Regions from separate parts of the Mus musculus genome. Here region 2 is linked to region 1. Evidence: chromatin loops called from intact Hi-C (ENCODE). Cell type or tissue: heart. All regions are shown on one strand. Links, peaks and the distances in the headings refer to the core of each region. The heading gives the core; the rest is flanking DNA. Region 1 has its middle 91 kb from the start of Map3k7. Region 2 has its middle 54 kb from the start of Bach2.

Evidence for each region. Hi-C counts contacts between places; a loop is a spot of excess contacts. Peaks named below come from ENCODE experiments on the same cell type or tissue, not always from the same donor. Only the 100,000 strongest peaks of a DNase experiment are listed, where the experiment ranks them.
Region 2: a loop joins it to region 1, with 2.4 times the contacts of the local background. A loop is called at or near these places in 4 of 42 quality-filtered maps.

The regions. Positions count from the first base shown.
Region 1 is chr4:32,050,463-32,059,858 of GRCm38, reverse strand. It overlaps the pseudogene Gm11927. Among named protein-coding and RNA genes, the nearest start is that of Map3k7, 91 kb to the right of the region's middle. In heart, for the core only: CTCF peaks have their summits at 2,604 (motif pointing right) and 4,550 (motif pointing left); a DNase peak (open chromatin) is centred at 4,548; H3K4me3 peaks cover 975 bases; H3K27ac peaks cover 497 bases.
Region 2 is chr4:32,358,348-32,367,743 of GRCm38, reverse strand. It overlaps a transcript of Bach2 not described here. Among named protein-coding and RNA genes, the nearest start is that of Bach2, 54 kb to the left of the region's middle. In heart, for the core only: no CTCF peak of the experiment used is centred there; DNase peaks (open chromatin) are centred at 4,013, 4,033 and 8,783; H3K4me3 peaks cover 1,080 bases; H3K27ac peaks cover 5,088 bases.

The DNA of each region.
Region 1 (9,396 bases), core at 976-8,975:
TGAGCCACACCCTTAGATTGGGTTCAAGCAGTTCGCCAAGGAGCCGTTTCAACTTCTTTAGAGTTTTGTTACCCAGGACAATGGTGTTGCTCAGTGCCTAGCATGTATCTAGGCCTTGCATTTGATCCCAAGAACCACAAAAATAACAACATTTAGGCACAAAGTTGGGAGTGTTGGTTTTAAAAACCAGAGCCAGACCAACACTCTGTTCTTAAGCCTCAGGTTTGAGATGTGTCCTCTGAAGGGGGTGAAGGAGAGATTTGAGGTGACAGGAGTGAAGGAGAGATTTGAGGTGACAGGAGTGAAGGAGAAGGAGATATTTTTTGCTATGCATGTAGTCTGTACCATGTAGTTTGGATTTCAGCCTCAATATGACGATATAATGAGCCTCTAGTTTATAGCTATCTATAAAGTGTTTCCTTATAGCCCCACAAGCCAAGTGACACAGGACCCGTTCTTTAGTCCGTCCAAATGACCAGCCTTGGAAACACACTCTACTGAGGGACTGCGGCTGATACCACGCTCTCCCGCCTCATAACCTTTCTCTTGGCAGGAATTCACATGGTGGACACACAGTGACTAAGGAGAAGAGGTGTCCGTGTGTTGTGGGGACACACAGGAGTCGGGCCAGTGGCCAGTGGCCAGTGGAGAGGCTCTCGCCCTGAAGCAAACCCCTGCCTTTATAAAGCAGTTGGGAACACTTGCGTCAGCAATAAGTATAACAGCACTAATATGGCATCGCTCAGCAATCCAAACGGGTGAGTCCAGAGCCTTCTGCACTTACAGAGGACCCTGAAAGGAGTCTTTTCAAGGGATTCCAGGCTCAGAGACCAAGGGATTCCAAAGAGGCGCCTCCAGAGCCTTCAAGAGAACGAATTCCCTCCTTCTCTAAGTGCACAGCTGAAAAGGGATGGACAGAGAAGGAACAGCTGGGGGTGATGGCATCCATGGAACTCTAGCTCTCCAGGGGCAGAGGCAGGGAGACCACTGACACTTTGGGATATCCTGGTCTATGTAATGGTTCCAGACTGGCCAGGGATACATAGTGAGGCAAAACAAAACAAAACAAAACAAAACCCCCTACAGTGTTCCTTCCCCACTACAGCAAGAAGGGTGGTCTCTCGTGTTAACATGCTTCTTAGGACTGCCCAGAGGCTCACACAAATGCACCATCGGGCCAGGGCAAGCACGCTGACAAACTCCCAGGCCCACCAGGCACACAGCAGCCCAGAGTCCTAGAGCAAACCTGAACCCTTAGTCAGCTGCTTCTGACTACAATAGAGAATATTCCCAGTGTAGGTGACCACGGTGTTTTAAGACATCCTGAAGGTTGGAGGTGGGTGGGGGCAGAGCAACTAAAATAGCCCACATACTCACACAGCTAGCCCGCGTTCCACCTCCCACACAGACTCGTTTTCTTTTATTCTTATTTGAAATGGTTCCAGAAAGGCACGAATTCGGAGGTGAGTAGTCTCTTTAGTTTAGCCTGTATTTAGTTCTGCGGTGAGCTTATGGATTTTTTGGGGGGGTTTTGGTTGTTGTGGATTCGCAGACTTTTAGGATTACATGGGGCTAGGCTCTCTGATCGATCCCTCAGGTTTTGCCTGTTTTTCAGGACTGCTGCCAGGGGATTGTGGCCTCCAGCAGGCAGGGGAGCCAGGGAACCCCACATTCTGTGGATGCGCTGGGCTCGCCCTTCCTTGTTCCTATACGGACTCTCCCTGTGTCTGTAGTCATGTGCCCATCAGTCAGTAAACTGCAGCTCGGTGCAGATTGGTCCATTTCCTATTGCTGCTCTAAGGAGTTCTGACTCTATGGCTCTAGGCACAACACAATCTACTCTCTTAGAACCCTAGAAGTTAGAAGTCCAGGACGTGTCATGGACGACATCAGTCTGTAAGAGAGGGTGCACTCCTCCGAGGAGCTCTGGGGAGGACGTTGCTTGCTTCTCTAGCGTCCCACCCGTATGCCCGAGCTTTGGCCTGCTTGTTTCTCTAGCGTCCCACCCGTATGCCTGAGCTTTGGCCTGATTTTGCTTCTGCCCATGCTCCTGCCTCCCTCTGGGATCACTGAGGCCCTTAGACAACCCACAGAGTTTCCCGTTCTCAGGATCCTAACTTAAGCACACTGGCAAAATCTCATTCTTTTTTTAAAGGTTTATTTGTTGCTGTTTGTTTGTTTGTTTGTTTATATGAGTACACTGTAGCTGTCTTCAGACACACCAGAAGACGGCATCGGATCTCATTACAGATGGTGTGAGCCACCATGTAATGGTTGGAAATTGAACTCAGGACCTCTGGAAGAGCAGTCAGTGCTCTTAACCGCTGAGCCATCTCTCCAGTGCCCAAACCTGAATCCTTTAATGATAATACATTTCTCTGTTGGCAGCTGAGCACACACTTAAAATGTGCACGCACATGCGTGCACATACACACATACACTGAGATGTGCACCCCCACCTCCACACACCTTCACATGTGCACACATACACACATCCTTCTACACGCATGCATACACTTACACCGCCCCCAGCCACACCCAATCACACACACTCCAACAATCTGTAGTCTCAGAAAGTCAGTGACCATGAGCTATGATGACCACTAGATGGCAGTCTAGAAGCCACTTTCAAAATTGCTTACCTGTTCAGAGACAAATTGGGAGTGACGTTTTAAATAAGAAAAGGAAAAAGAAAGCTAAAAGTGAAGAAATGAATGGAAAAAAGAAAAAGGACAAGAAAGGAGACTGGAAATGTATCACAGTTGGTACAGTACTTCCCTAGTGTGCTCCAGCCCTGGTTTGATGCCTAGGACCATGTAAACCAGGTTATTGCTGTAATCCCAGCATTAAGGGGGTGGAGGCAAGAGATCGGGAGCTGGGAAGGGAAGGGAAGGGGGAAGGGGAAAGTGGGAAGGGGGAAGGGGAGAGAGGAGGGGGAAGGGGGAAGGGGGAGGGGAGAAGGAAGATCAATCTACTCTTGCCAAAGTTATGCATTTCCAGGGAATAAAATAAGCTTGCAAGTACCCCAGATCAGTATTTAACCAGGAAAGACGGACTCTCAAAGGGAAGGGTTTCCTCTAACCCCTACCCACAGTGCTCTCATCTTGTTCTGACACAGACTGGTAGAAGCAAGTCATGAGCACGCACGTGGGTACCGAACCCAGATGAAGATGTGCAGTTCTGGGCTACATTTCCACGAGTGGGACTAACGTCAGCAGGCTTATGCTATCTGAGCTTCCAAAGGATTCTAGGATCTAAGCAAGCAGGGCTCAACCCAGAGGCACTGAGGAGGAGGGCCACTCCCCTGATGAGAACCAGAGTTGTCAGAACTGAGTGCAGAGATCAGATTTTCCCAGCCCTTTCTCTTTATCTGGAGCACAGTACCCCGTCCACCCCCACCCCAACCCCACCCTGAGCACACACACACCTTCACTTGGGATCAGAGCCCAACCATTACTGAATTCCTTGGTCTTCAGGCTGGCCCCATCTGACCCAGTGTCCCCTGGACTGGAACTTATAGAAGACTCCTGTTTGGTGGACGTGGCTAGGCATACCTGCATTTGGACTTCATCAAAGCATTCTGAACTAGAACTTAGGATCGGTAGGCACAAGGGACAGGATTCTGTCACAGGGTCCTGTGTTTTATATATGTATGCATTGAGACAACAACAGTTTTCACTCAGGCAGACTCGGTTTAAAATTCAAGTGCTTGGAACAAGCGCTAGTTGTTATTGAGTGAATGAGGTAATCTTCATAGAGAGTTCGGCACAGCACTTACTGTTTATGTAGTACGTACTAATACTTATAATACTAATAATTATAACTCTGCTTGGGGCATACGTTCCCAGAGTAGCTTGCTCAATTACCCTCAGAGATGTTCTCCTCTGGAACAAGGTTCTTAGGATCCAGTTGGGGGAAATTTTTGCTCCTAGAGAGAGAGAGAAATGGCTCATTGCTGAAGAATGCTTGCTATTCTTCCGGGGAATCCCATTTTTCCGAGAGATTCTAATTTAGTTCCCAGCACTCGTGCCTTGCTGCTCAAAACCTCCTGTATCTTCAGTTCCAGAAACGCTAGCAACCTCTTTTGCTATCCATGGTCACGCACACACATGTGATGTACATACACACAAAAACATACATTTTAAAAATCGCTTCTAGGAAATTCCCTACTTCTGAATCGGGATTTTCCTTTGAACATCTGGTCCCGACAGGGAAGTGATTTGGATGCTGGTGACCTGGATGGAGCTCGTAGAATGAACCCACTGATCCAGGGTGCCGGAAGTCAAGCTTTTTTCTCAAATCCCTATAGTCAATTTCCCAGAAGGCTCCACGGTGTTATCTCCCCAGCAAAACGATGAAGCCTCTGGAAGGGGCTGGAAGTGCAGTGGAAAGTCCAAGTGGCCCAAAACATCGAATCAGACACCAGAAACCCGAAGTTATGGAAGACAAAAAAGAAACAAAAACAAAGCCAGCCTCATTAGTAGCGCTGGCTGTCGCTACCCTGTCAATAAAGGGCCTTTGAAAGTCTGTGCTTGTACTGCCATCTAGTGGCTAGAGAAGGCATGGCTGGAGCCGGTAAGGTCCCGGGCCGTGCTATGTGAAGGTGGTTCATCTTCCTCTTGAAGAATTTATGGATAGGCATATTGTCGGAAGCTTTTAATGATTATTCTCTAATTTTGCTTCATAGTGTCTGCAAATCACTGACAAATTTGTATGAGAATCATAGAACAGGGGCAGTTTACGCATCCGGCGGTCCAGTTGGGGTCTAGTTGGCAGAGTGTCTTTGGGGAAGGGAAAAAGCCCCGTTTCTCTTGGAGCACGGGAATCCGCAGAAGCAACGGCGTTGCCTCAGTAGCTCCGTGCTGGCCTAGCGTGAAGGAGGCCACTCACTATCTCCAGGTAACATCTTTGTGTCCTCAGCCCTCTGGTCTCTGACTTACTTGTAAATGCATGTCCCTTGCTTCCCTTTTAACTCCTGCTATCACGTTTAAAAATCCCTCATTTGAGTCCTGAGGGCTAGCAGAAAGAATGGAAACAGGCAACCTCAGGAAATAGGAGGTTAGGGGGACCCCCCAGAATATACCAGAGACCTGGGAAGTGAGAGACTCCCAGCACTCAAAGGGAGGGACCTTAGATGAAATGCCTGACAGTAGGGAGAGGAAACTTATAGAGCCCCCCCTCCAGCAGGAAGACAGGACATCAAGTGAAAGATGGGGTTGCCATTCCACAGTCACATCTCTGACCCATAATTGTTCCTGTCTGAAAGAATTACAGGGATGGAAATGGAGAGGAGCCTGAGGAAAAGAAGGTCCAGTGACAGGCCCAAAGTGGGATCCAGCTCAAGGGGAGATCCCAAGGCCTGACACTATTACTGAGGCTGTGGAGCGCTCATAAAAAGGGACCTATCATGACTGCCCTCTGAAAGACCCAGCAAGCAGCTGAAAGAGTCAGATGCAGATATTTGCACCCAACCAATGGGTTGCTGCTGACCCCTGTTGTTGAATTAGGGAAGGCTGAAAGAAGCGTAGGAGAATGGTGATCCTGTAAGAAGACTAGCAGTCTCAATTAATCTGGACCCCTGAGATCTCTCAGATACTGAACCACCAGCCAGGCAGCATACACCTACTAATATGAGGCCCTCAACACACATACAGCAGAGGACTTCCGGGTCTGTGTTCATTCAGAGATGATGCACCTAACCATCAAGAGACTGTAGTTTAGACGTCAGGTGGGGTGGGGGATGGGGACATTCATGTGGAGACATGGGAGTGGGGAGGAGGTGTGGGATATGAAACAGTCGGAGGGGGGATGAAGGGTGAATAAAACATGGACTGTAAAAAAAATGAATTAAAGAAAAAAATCCTTCACTTGATTTCAGGGAAATATTCCTTATCTGCGGAGGCTCTCTGGATTTTAGATGCGGGCTCGTTCTCTTGAATCACTGGCCCTAAGACTATCAAATAGCGCTTTCCATGGGCAGCCTTCTCCTCAGTGGTCACACTCACAATGAGAGTTAGGCTCCAGTGTCACAGAATCTGGGCCCTGTACCAAAGTGATAGGTTCAAAAATCTCCCCCATGTGTTAAATTGCCTTTTAGGGCAATTTAAAACTTTCTTATATTTACTGACTTAAAAAAAAGAAGAAGAAAATTCAAGCCTGAGACAGCTGAATGGCTCACTGGGTAAGCCTGACACCTGAGCTTGATCCCTGGAGGGAGAGAACAAACTCATAAAGTTGTCCTCTGACATGGTCTCTCTCTCTCTCTCTCCCTCTCTCTCACACACACACACACACACACACGCACACACACACACGCACGCACGCACGCACGCGCACATGAGCACAACTGTTAGATTATTTTTACAGAGTCAAATGTAGCACTATCTCATTGTCGTCACGGCGCTACGGAGGCCGAGCTGTGAGGATCCTTAAGGCTTGCTGGCTGGGAGCCGGAGCTGCTGAGTTCCAGGTCTCATTGAGAGACCACCAAGTCTCAAAATGCAAGGTGGAGCTGGGGAGATGGCTCAGTGGATAGAGTTTGTTGCAAAAACATGAAGACCTGCCTGAGCTCAGATCCTCAAAATCTACATAAAAGCTAGACTTCAGAGCTGCCTGGCCTGTCTAGCTGAAATGACAAGGTCCAAGTTCATTTGCGACTTTATCTCTAAATAAATAAATAAATAAATAAATAAATAAAGTGTGGAGCACAGTGCTGGAGGAGGACACCTGACTTTGGCCATTGAGCTCCACACATAGAGGAGAGCGAATCTACTCACAACACACACCCTCACACAAATAAAGATGCAGGCGACCATCTCTGAGGAAAGATGCCTGAGGTGGACCTCTGATCTTTTTTTTTTTTTTTTTTCTGACTGTCCATTGGAGTTTATTTACAGACAACCCTAGGTGTAGCCTTTTCCTCTAGGATCTCTATGCTTTTGAAGTTACTTGGCTTCAGGCTTCTTGTCTCCAGCTTCGAGCTTGAGACTCTCAGGAGGCTGACGATAGGCAAGGAAAACCTCCGAAAGCAGGTCAAACTTGTGGAATTCTTGTGCCAGCTCCATTGGTTCAGTCACTACCCGTTTCACTCATCGTCATAACGTAGCTCAACATAGCCAGTGAGGGGAAAGTCTTTCCGGAAAGGATGACCCTCGAAGCCATCATCTGTCAGGATCCTTCTTAAATCAGGGTGGTTAAAAAAGAAAACTCCAATCATGTCCCAGACCTCCCTTGTGGGAAGCCACATATGCCATTACAAGGTGGTGCTGGCTACCACTGGCCACCACGCATAAAGTTGGGTAAACAACCAATGTGTACATATGCAGTAAAGTTTTTACCAAGTCACTGCCTGGCCAGGGCATGATAATGAGGTTCTATGAGGTACTGAGAGTATAACCAATCGGATGAGAGACATGTAAATGAGGTATGATAATGAGGTTCTGTGAGGTACTGAGAGTATAACCAATCAGATGTGAGACATGCAAATGAGGTAGAATGCATAACCAATCCGGGTGTGAGACACGCCCCTCCTAGGCCTTTATAAGCAGCACCAGTTCTGGGCTGGGGTCTTTTCGCCTGTGCAATCAAGCTCTTCCAATAAACGTGTGCAGGAGGAGCCTGTTGTGGCGTCTGCTTTGCTGGTGAGTACCAACTATAGAGTTAGTGGACGTCAGCTCATCTACATAGGTCTTCACCCAAATCCTAGAGTTGAACCACAGAGACAGCAGGTTGTAGACAATATCAAAACGGTTCTGCCGAGTTGGGACATCCACTGTGTCAAGTCAGCCAAGGATCTGAATTGTGCATTGGTGCGATCCCTGAGAAACGTCAGTGTTGGGATGACTCCATCGGGATGGATACAGATTTCTAACTCATCAAGGCAGGTCACCTAAACTTGTTGGACTTAATTGGGTAAGATTTCAGCCACATGCTCTCCAAATGCTGAGAGTTGCTTGTGGGTCATATCACTCTGGGGTCTGACAGTGGGGCGCTTCTCAGCCACCACATTCTCCCTTCTTACGCACTGCAACAACACTGAGGGTCGCCCAGCCCCCCCCCCCCGGCTACGGAAACAGCCCCCAAAAAACCACACCACCAGACCCTGGCTGCAGCCGCTGCCATGTTCCTTAGTGTGCCGACTAAGTAGGACCTCTGGTCTTAAAAGGCACGTGCACACTTGCACACACAGGTGTGCATACACCTGCACACAAACACAGAGCACACACAAAGCAAGGGTTTATAACGAATTTAGTCTCCTGGATTCTGGGGTCTTTCACATGGCCGTACAGGAGAATCATCACAGTTTGTAGAGGAATTCGTGTGCCTTCCGTAGCTGTGATCAATGCTATGTGACCAAAAGTAACTTGGGAAGGAAAGATTCATCTTCCACTTTCAGGTCACAGTCGATCCCTGAGGAAAGTCCGAGCAGGGACTCAGGTGGGACAGGAGCTCACGCACTGCAGAATTTCAAAAGCAAGAAAGAGCGTGGGACCTCACCTAGTATCTGAAACAGAACTACACATGAAGCCCAGCCTTCCGAAGGTGAAGTTTGTTCCCCCTCTTCTCTGCCCGCCCACCTCTCCTCCCTCACCCCACACCACACTGGAAGACATACCACTTCAAAGACCCAGGCCGAGGCTTCTCGGTGGCGTGCTAGCACAGTGTCGCACATTATTAGCTGGAGCCCAGGGAACCAGGAGAAGGAGTTACAGAGAACAGGGCTCACCACTCCAGCATACAGGTCCGGGGGAGCCCGGGAGAGTTGCGTGCATCACACTCATATCCGTGTTCCCAGAGTGCGGACCAGACAGAGCTGAAACTCTCCTCAGGGGAAATGGACAGAGCAGCAATCACACAAGTTTCTGGGTACCAAGAAATGAACCACCGCGTCTACTAGAAAACCTCCAGTAGGGTGTCTGTCTCTTTATGCTCTTTTGCTGGAAGGCTTGGCACCCCTCTGGAGAAGTCAAAACCTTGCCTTAGTTTCTGTGTTGGTTAGGGTTGGTTTGTTTGTTTTTGTCAGTTTGACACATGCTACAGTCATCTGGAAAGAGGCAGTCTATTGGCTTGTAGGCAAGGGGTATTTTCTTGATTGATAATCGATGTGGGAGATAGAACCCAGGCCATCGTGGAGGGTGCTGTCCCTTGGCAGGTGATCCAAAGCAGGCTGAGCAAGCCATAGGGAGGAAGCCAATAAGCCCTGTTCCTGCGTGGCCTCTTCTTTGGTTCCTGCCTTAATCCTGTCCGGTCTTTGCCTCAATGGATGATTGTGACCTGCAAAATGAAATAAAATGCTTCTTTCTCCAGTTGCTTTTGGTCATGGTGTTCATCACAGCAACAGAAACCTAACTAGGACAGTTCCCACTGTAACAGAATTGGTGGCAAGCTTCAAACTAA
Region 2 (9,396 bases), core at 926-8,925, 310 kb before region 1:
TACTAAGAGTATATTCATATTTACCAAGATTATGTCTAAATAATTTAGTTTTCAGATTATGGGCATTTCATATAAATACAGGCGTCAATCACAGTTACAGGCATGACTCACACACATTTAGCCAGTGTTTCACTTATTATGACTTTGGGCAAAGCAATCAAAAAGATTTTACACTCACGAGCTTTTTCTTCCCAACACGAATAGTCCTACTTCTAAGTACCTGTTCTTCGGAATACATCAGACTGTATTGGCTACATTTTACTCTCTATCAACAAGAGGCGCCATGCCTGATTCTCTCAGTTTCAAGTTATCCCAATACCGTACCCCATTTGCTGTCATAACTAAGTTACACTCTACAGCAAGTAATGTTCTTTACATCCCAATGGTAGTAGCTATGATAACTTCAGGACTAAAATCCATACCTTTCCTGTGTGGACTCCATACTAACCAGGCTGACATTACAGACGGGTCTTGGTCAGCACACCATGGTTGTCAAGAATTCCCAGGCACTGGGCAGATGCCACTGTCCTGAGCTATGCAAAACCCAGAGGAAACAATGCATTGTTGCCCAAGTTCCACTCGACAACTTTTAAGAAAAATCATAGTGTAGACTGCAATTTATGCTAGAAGTTAAGTGGCTTCATTTGAGTGAAGACGTGTGTCCGAGAAAACCTCCATACACTTCCTCTTGGATGTATGGATTCAGAGCTAATTCAGTTATGGTCCCTAGAGCCTGTACAGCCTACTAGGAATATATCATTCTTTATTTCCTTTAAGAGTAGCATTCAGAAACACACTGTGTTTTTTCCTACTCCCTAGATAGATTTCAAGGGTGGAAACAGCTTGGCTTTGGCAGAGTGGAGTCATAGACTCCACTGGTAGGGTGATCCTCAATAGGCGGATGAGGCCTGCAAAATATGCAGCAAGGTTAATAGTAAAATGAACAGAACTAATTCATGGAGAGAATTAGAAAGGAAAAAAATCCACGTGGAAGGGGTCACTCATGCCAAACGAGATAGAAAAGGAAGCCTAAAGCGTGCAGGCCGCATTTTCAGTCACTGCTACAGTGTGGATCCCAAGTGTTTCTCAGAGTTCTGGTGATAACCTTTACCTCCCAGGGAGCCATTACTGGGACAGCAGCAGACCTGTAGTAGGTGGAATGTGATGGGAAGGTTTTAGGTTCCTGGGATGCTCCTCTGAAGGGTACTGGTGGGGCCCTGGCCTCCCCCTTCTCTTTGCCTGTAGCCAGTGGTGAGCAGTGTTTTCCCCCTGCCATTTACACACACCATCAGGTCCACACTGACAAGAGACTAAGCTGTGTAAGCTGGTGAGTCAGAGCCAATGTCTTCTCTTCATAAGCTGGTCATCCCATGTATTTGTTGTAGCAGCTGACTAACATGATCTTATGCCAGAATGTGACAGAAGTATATTGTGCAATTTAGAATAATGAGGGGCAGGCTCAGATCTGAAGAGCTTGCAGTGAGCCGGGGTAGACACCTATTCTTCCTGGGGATGCTCTTCCTGACACTGTAATCTCTCCTCCACCTTCCGTAGCTATTGAGTGGTGAGGACAACAGGCCAATTCTAGAGGGGCGTCTGTCCACAATCACGTGTTCCTTCTGATGACCTTCTTCTTGCTCTATCTTCTGAATGGCACTTTATCCATCAGTAATGCATAACACAGGGTCTAGGCAGGGTCTTAACAATGGAAAGAGGCCTGCAGTCCAGGCTTCAGACTCAGCTGGGTGGAGAAGTCACACTACAGAATATCCAGGAAAAAACAAAACAAAACAAAACAATGTAGAGTGCAGAGAGGAAGAGGGTGGACAAGCTGCCAGGGAGAAGACACAAATCCACAGAATTCCACAGTGCAGAAGAGGATCGCTCACACACCCAACCACATGGCAAACACAAAGGAAGGGGAGCCGCACAAGAAAGCTGGTCTCACAGACACAATGCTACTCAAAGCACACTGTCAGCGATCTGCAATTTATATGGACATAATAAGCTCCATGCCTAAGACACAGCAGCCTAAACCACCACCACCAAGACACAGCACATGTTAAAAGGAGCAGATTACCCGCAGCGTGAGGCTCTCCCATGTGGCTGGGCCAGCAGCAGGACTACAAAATCCATCCCTGATGTGGGCCAGACGCCCCAATGAAGGGAGCCTTCTTAGGACTTTAAAAAAGAAACATGCTGGATGAATCTCTTGGTCTCTTAAGAAAGGAAGCTGGTTGTGTTTAACTGTGAACATTTGTCAGGAGGTGTCAGAGACATGCTCATCTGTTATTCGATAAACATGACTTTCAGAAAAGGAAACTGAACCGACAGATAACCTGAGACAAAGTCTAGGTAATCTTTGCATTGCTCTGCAAGCCCCCAGTCACTGGGGGTCAGTCTCTGGCAGAACTTCCCTCATTTCATCAGAGTCATAGCTGTAATACAGAAGCTGCCATGGCATTCTGTAAAACTGACAGCGATGAGCCAGGAAACCCAAGAGGGCTGCACTGGCTCCCTCTGTGCAAACCGACCCTCTGCTCGTCCCCACCCTCTGCTCGTCCCCACCCTCTGCTCATCCCCGCCCTCTGCTCACACACTGGATTTCCTCCGTTTTCTTCGGAGCCATGGTCAGGTTCTAACACAGCACCATCCGTTTGCTTCTTGCTTATCTTTTTTCCTCCCTGGCTGCGTATAAGCTTCATGAGTTAGAACTTTTGTCTGTTCATTCTCAGACATATTTGATCTATAGATTCATGTGCTTCTTATACAATATTGTGCACAAGTGCTGGCTAACAAAATAAGTGCAAGAGGTGGATGAGATTTTAGTGCTGTGTAAAGTCCTTTACCCAGACTATAACGCAGTTCCCTGAATAGAAAGGACCACAGTATTTTTTTTTCTTGACAATTTAGAAGTCAGGGAAGGAAACAGTTCTATTAAAAGTATTAAGGTACAGAGGAATACATTCAGGTACATGTAGGGCCAAGCAAATAACCATTCTCTGTATTTTGGGAGGTGCGGGGGACCAAGGAGGGCTCTGGGTAGCATGAAAGGGTAGTTGTTTGGTGTCTTTGAACACTAACACTCTTGTCTGGCACTTCCTGAGTGTACAAATCACTTTTGCTGCATCTGTGCTATGTCCTTCTAACCTTTTAAGGTATCAAGGATTGAATCCTGATCTCAGAGAGAACCTGTTAATGGTGTAAGATGGTGGTGAGCCAAAAGCACTATTCCTATTTTGGTTTAAGAACACTAGTTTTTACATTACAAATTCAGTGTGTGTTCCCCGTGGCACTGGCAAACTCTCACAGATGGGTTACCTACCTGCTTGCCTCCGCGGTTTATCACCAAGGGACCATTTTACAAAAGCAGGTGGCTGTCTCTCCCTGTTATTACCCAAGGGCTGGGAAATCAGCTAAGCAGAGAGAGAAGAGTAGTGTCTTTGTGTTTCAAGTAGCATTTATGAAAAGTCCTGCATTTCACAGGTTATGTTGTGTTACACTGAGGTGTGTTTGTGTGTGGTGGGTGGGCCTACTGGAGCCAGTAGAGCACCGAAGTCCTTCACACAGAAAATGTTCAGAAACAAATAAAGTCTCCTGTACTGTGGCTGTTCCACACTAATGGGGGGAGGAGAGAAAGGCACCAATAAACATCCCACCTGAACCCTAGAAAAGCAGGTGGGGCATGAAGGGGCGGGCTGTGAGCAGCTCATCTCCTCACACGGAAAGGTGGCACAACATCTTCTCATCCCGAGGAGGAGAGCAGGGATGGCGGCTGGGGAGATGAAGAGCTCTGGGGAATTATCGAGCAGAGGGGGTGAATCAGAGCCACATCTGGCAACACCTACAGACCTGTCAGAGCTGCCTGCGCTTGTCACCAGCTCAGAGGCTCGCAAACAGGAAACTGCCGGCATGACTTCATCTGACTCTCAAACTCCTAACAGAGGAACTTGCCCCCAAGAAGTTACGAACTAAGTGCAGAGCCAAAGGGTGAGAGGTGGGGGGTCGGAGTTCAAGTTCAGGTTACAGGGCATCGAGTGAAGGCAGCAACTCTCAAAAGCAATCTGGGTTCAGTGCTGAGTATTATCGTCACCAAGGCCCGACTTCACAGGAAGGAAGCGAAAACTCAATTACACAGGGACACGAGGAATCTGTAAACCGGCCAAGGGAGATAAAGTTACTCACTCATTTGTCAGTCACTTGTGACATTCTGTGTCAGAGACTGATCTCATGAGAGAAAACTGTAAACCTAACGTGACCAAGACGGAGGCTTTATTTCCCTGAGTGGAAGTGCCAGGGGGCAGAACAGCCCCATGACTGGCTTATTCAGCAGCTCGACAGCACTGGCAAAGCCTGGTTTTACATCTGGTTCTCTGCAAATTCACCTGCAGGGATCAATGGCCAGAGTGAGGTACCCTAGGGCAGAGACACTTGGAGGACATGCCTCTACCTAGAAAGCATTACCATAGTAAGAAAGGATCGCCGGCCATCCTGTGGCCCCAGCCGTATCTGGAGAAGACCACTTGACAGCTATGCATTGAGCAGTTCCTACACGGCGGCTCCTGTACTGGTCACTGGAAAAACAGACAAGGATCTGCTGGTCTACAGAACACAGAGATTAACTGTGGGATGGATGGTAAAGACTGATCTGAATAATTGAAACGCCACTGTAACAAGCACCGGACTGCAGAGGTGAGGTCACAAAAGCAAACAGGGGACTTAAGCTAGATGAGGTGTCTTAGGGTTTTACTGCTGTGAACAGACACCATGGCCGAGAAAACTCTTATAAGGACAACATTTAACTGGGGCTGGCTTACAGGCTCAGAGGTTCAGTCCATTATCATCAAGGCAGGAACATGGCAGCATCCAGGCAGGCATGGTGCAGGAGGAGCTGAGAGTTCTATGTCTTCATCTGAAGGCAGCTAGCAGAATACTGGCTTCCAGGCAGCTAGGATGAGGGTCTTAAAGCCCACACACAGTGACACACCTACTCCAACAGGGCCACACCTTCTAATAGTACCACTCCCTGGGCTAAGCATAGACAAACCATCACATGAGGGGAGGGGAGGCCTTCTGAAGGGATCCTGTAGTTTCTGAGAAAGGGGCGAGGGCAGGAAGGGAATACATACTGGACAAGCTGGTGGGCCCATTCAATAGCTACTCTAATGGAGTAGAGACAAGAGTTGAACTTGGAGCAAGATGAAGCTAAGGAACTAATCAGGAGTCAAATCAAATTAGCAACACCTCACCACCTCTTCTTTCCTCTCTCTCTTGCTCCCCCCTCACTTCTTTTTATCCAGAACTGGGCGAATCCTGCTGGAAGTAATTAACAGTTAACTTTATCTTTCCACCTTTCCCTTTTTTCCCAACATAATATTTTCATTAATTATTTAAAAATATCATACAATGCAACCTGATCATACTGGCTTCACATTCCTCCCAGGTCCACCCTCACACCCTTGCCCTGCCCCAACCCCAGATGAAAGCAATGACAACAATAGCAAAATCCCACCAAGTTCAAGTTGTATTTACCACATTGGAGCATGGTCAAACTCCCAGTGGCCAGTCCCTTAAATAAAATTGAGTCCATTTCCACCTCCATTCCTATCAGAAGCCATCAACTGTGAAGAGCTATAGCATCTTTATCACATTTTTAAGGACTCATTTCAATAGCTCCTGTCTGGATTGCTTTTGTTGTTTTTATTGTTGGGAGGGGGGTCAGGGAGCTTGTCACGGAAGCCTTCAGGGTCTGCCCTTCTTAATAATAAGTCTGCAGTCATTGATACCACTGCAAAAGACGCAACACAGATCGTGGATATAGACATAGGCAGTTTGGTCCTGTAGGGGTGGTCCTGATGTTAAAATCCTGCTCTCCAATTGGTTCATGATCTGTCAGTAAAGAAGCCATGGGCCAATTGCTGGGTGGAAGGGATAGGCGGGACTTCTGGGGCCCTGGAGACAAGAGACAGACAGACACAAGGAAATGAGAGGAGAGTTTGCCACGCTTCTGATGGAGAAAAAGTGACCAGCTGTGTGAGATCTCGAAACGGAGTGGCCACGCAGCTCACTCCTACAGGCAGGTGATCAGGGGAGTTAGCAGAGACTAGATGCAACAGAGCAACTAAAGTTTAGGGCAGAAGGGAGGTATGGAACTAAGAGTATGGATAAGGGTACACTGGCCTCGGGAGTTTAATAATGCCCAGCAATGGTGCCAAGAAGGCAAGTTGAAAATGAACAACGTGTGTGTCTGTGTCTTTTATCTGTGGATTCAAGGGAAGCTGGGTGGGGCCTGGTATCGCTGCCTGTTCCTTTCCCGGAGCTTAGGCAGGGTAGCAGAGCTACATGCAACATGGTCCACGAACATCAGCATCGTCACTGGCGGCTGCATGGACCACTGACATCATCATGGCTTCTGGTGGCAGCATGGACCATGGACACCAACACAGCCTCCAGTGCCAGCATGGACCATGGACACCAACACAGCCTCCAGTGCCAGCATGGACCATGGAAGTCTTTCAAGGAGGCTTAGTCCTAAAAATGAACCATCCTTCATATTGGACATCTCTGCGGGCTGTGGGCAGCACTGGCCTCGCTGGTGGTGGCAGGGTGGTGAGAGCCGATGGTGGCTTCTCAGTGGCCGGAGGACCAGCCCTACTTGGCAATGTTGTGCTCCTTTGTCCGCCACTGTGGTCCCCCACTACATCTTCAGTTCTGCTTCTCTCTGCCTCAAGTGCCTCTCCTGCCACTGTTCCCACCTCTCTACCACAATTCATTTATTAATCTGGCATTGCAATCTGCTGTGTGCCACACAATATACTATTTGCCCAAACATCGTTACAGGCAAATACTTACTGCAACCAGTCACCGATCTGGTTCAAGGTTTCTATAGTGCCACGAATACTGGAATATCTCAGAGACTCATCTCGGGGATATCCTGTTCCTGCCCAGAGTCAGGGAGATGGTGTGGCTAGGCAGAGTGTCCAGGGGCAGGGCTGGTGAGAGCTCCAGGCTACTTCACACCACCCTTCCATTGGTGCTGGCTTCCCTGCAGGTACCCTGGGCATGACCATTGTGCTTGCTTCAGCTGCAGCAGTGGCTCCATGCCTCAGGCTGGCCCTGCTGAGCAATGACATGGTCCTCTCTCTGACACAGTCGCATCTCTGATGCCGCTTCTCTCTGTTGTGGACACTGCTCTACTTGGGTCATTTTTCCCCCAATTCCAAGAAATAAAAATTGTAAAGCACCTTCCCATGAGTCCCCTACCCCCTTTCTTTAGTTGTTCTAGTGTACCATCATATTGCTTAGATGGTAATATTTTCCCTCTCTCCCTTTTTAATTCAGTACTAGGGACCGAACCTAAGGCCTCATGCATGCTGGCTAAGTGATCTACCCCTGAGCTACCTCTCCAGCCTTCTTTTCATCTTTTGAGACAGAGTCTGACAAGATGATCAGACTGGCCTTGAACTCACTCTGTAGACCTGACAGGTTTTGAGCCTGCAGTCTTCCCGGACCTTACTATCAGCCCTAGAATATGTATTTCTATCAATTTTAAAATGCTAGACTCTTGGTCCACTTAAAGTTTTAGACATAGACATGTTATAAAGCACCTTTGTGCAAATGTACATTATAGATACTTAAAAGGCTATTACATTTCCTTTGAAAGTATACTTGCATGGTGACAGCATCGAATTTATCCCACAGAGAAGAAGGCTTAGGGATAAGGTGGGAAGAAGGGACCCTCGCAGCTTTAAGAGCTAGCAGCAAAAGGAAGTCATTTAAGAGGCTAAGGGAGAAAAAGAATGTGGAGGAGGTGTGGCTCTGACCAGGCTGAGTGGGATCATGCATGGGCCTGGGTAACAGAGCAACAAGACGTGAAGGGTGGTGCCCAGTGTGTGTGTGTGTGTGTGTGTGTGTGTGTGTATGTGTGATACCAGCCCCCACCCCTGGCTCAGAACTGAGTCTGGCATCTGTCCTTCTCTATTCTGGGGCTCAAACAATAGCAAGACTATAGAACTCAGTCTCTGATCTCTGTGGATGGAGGACCCTGCTCACTTAGCAAGAGGATTGGCTAAGAATTCTTCAAAGGAAAGTGCCACGGAGGCCCTGGAAACACATGAAAATGTGCATCAAAAACAGAGAACACCACTACCTTCTCATGGAGCCAAACACGATCATGTCTTACTCTAGCTTTTTATCACTAATAAGCTAACCCACAATCTCTCGGCGGCTGAGTATAAGTGGTCAAATTAGCCATGTTCCGCCCTTCAAATACTTAAAACCTTCCATCGTGACTAACCATGCATATAACACAGGGATAAACAAGTAACTAAGCAGGTTTTCATCCTCCAAAGCAGACATGTGCATGTGACAAAGTCATCTTAGAAACTTCCCTTTTGAAATGAGATAACTAATTACTCAGAGGAAAGGCAGAGCTTTTGCCCTCCTGGGAAATCAAGAACGCAGTCAGGCAGAGTGCAGGCATGGACCATGGCAAATCAGGTCTGCAACACAGTCAACAAAACAAGCCTCGGGGGCAGCTAACACACTCCGAAGAGCAGACAGGGCTGCACACAGCTGATCGGCTCCTAAGATCATCGCATCTGGGTTTCAGAAAGAATCAGGATTCAAACGTCTTTAAGGATATTAACAAAAAGGAAAAAAGGCATGGCAGGATAAAACAGCCAACCGTAGCAAGGCAAGACCCATGACGTACACAGACTTCATAGACCACACAGATTTAGCTTGAGTTACCCCAGAGAATTAGGAAGTGGCCATTGTCTTTATCACTCAGGAAGGAAGTCCATGTCTCTTCCCAGATCCCAACTGTTAAAAAGCCAGAGCCCTGAGTGCAGAGGCAGTCCTCCCTTCAAAATAGGAGCACAACCCCTCTCTCTACTGCAGTGTGTGGCTAAAGGAGAGCCATGGATCTCATAGTCATTTGGAGAAAAAAAAAAGGAAGTGAAAAATGAGAGTAAATGTAACTGGGTGAGCCAGCAGTGTTGCACTGCGCGGATCTGACACTCAGGCATCACTACAGGGACAGGCACGGACAACACACCCATCATTTATAGCTTTGTAGAAGTGTGTACAGATTTGTGTCTTCTATCCTAAGCAGCAGAAAAACCAAAGACAATAAAAGGTGAGCTGAATGTAACGCTGGTCTTTGGTGACAGGCACAGAAGAAATCACCATTGTTTTTCAAAGTACGTTGGTTCTTAGCATCTGCTGGTCAGCTACTGCTTCCTCAAAACTTAAAGATTCTCTAAATTAAACATAAGCTTGTCTCTAGTTTCTGAAATATATACGTGGCTAATATTCAAAGTTTGAGAAAGGGGGTTGCCATGGAAACACAACTCCCTAAAAGAACAGTCCATTGTCTCTTAAGAGGACCCTTGA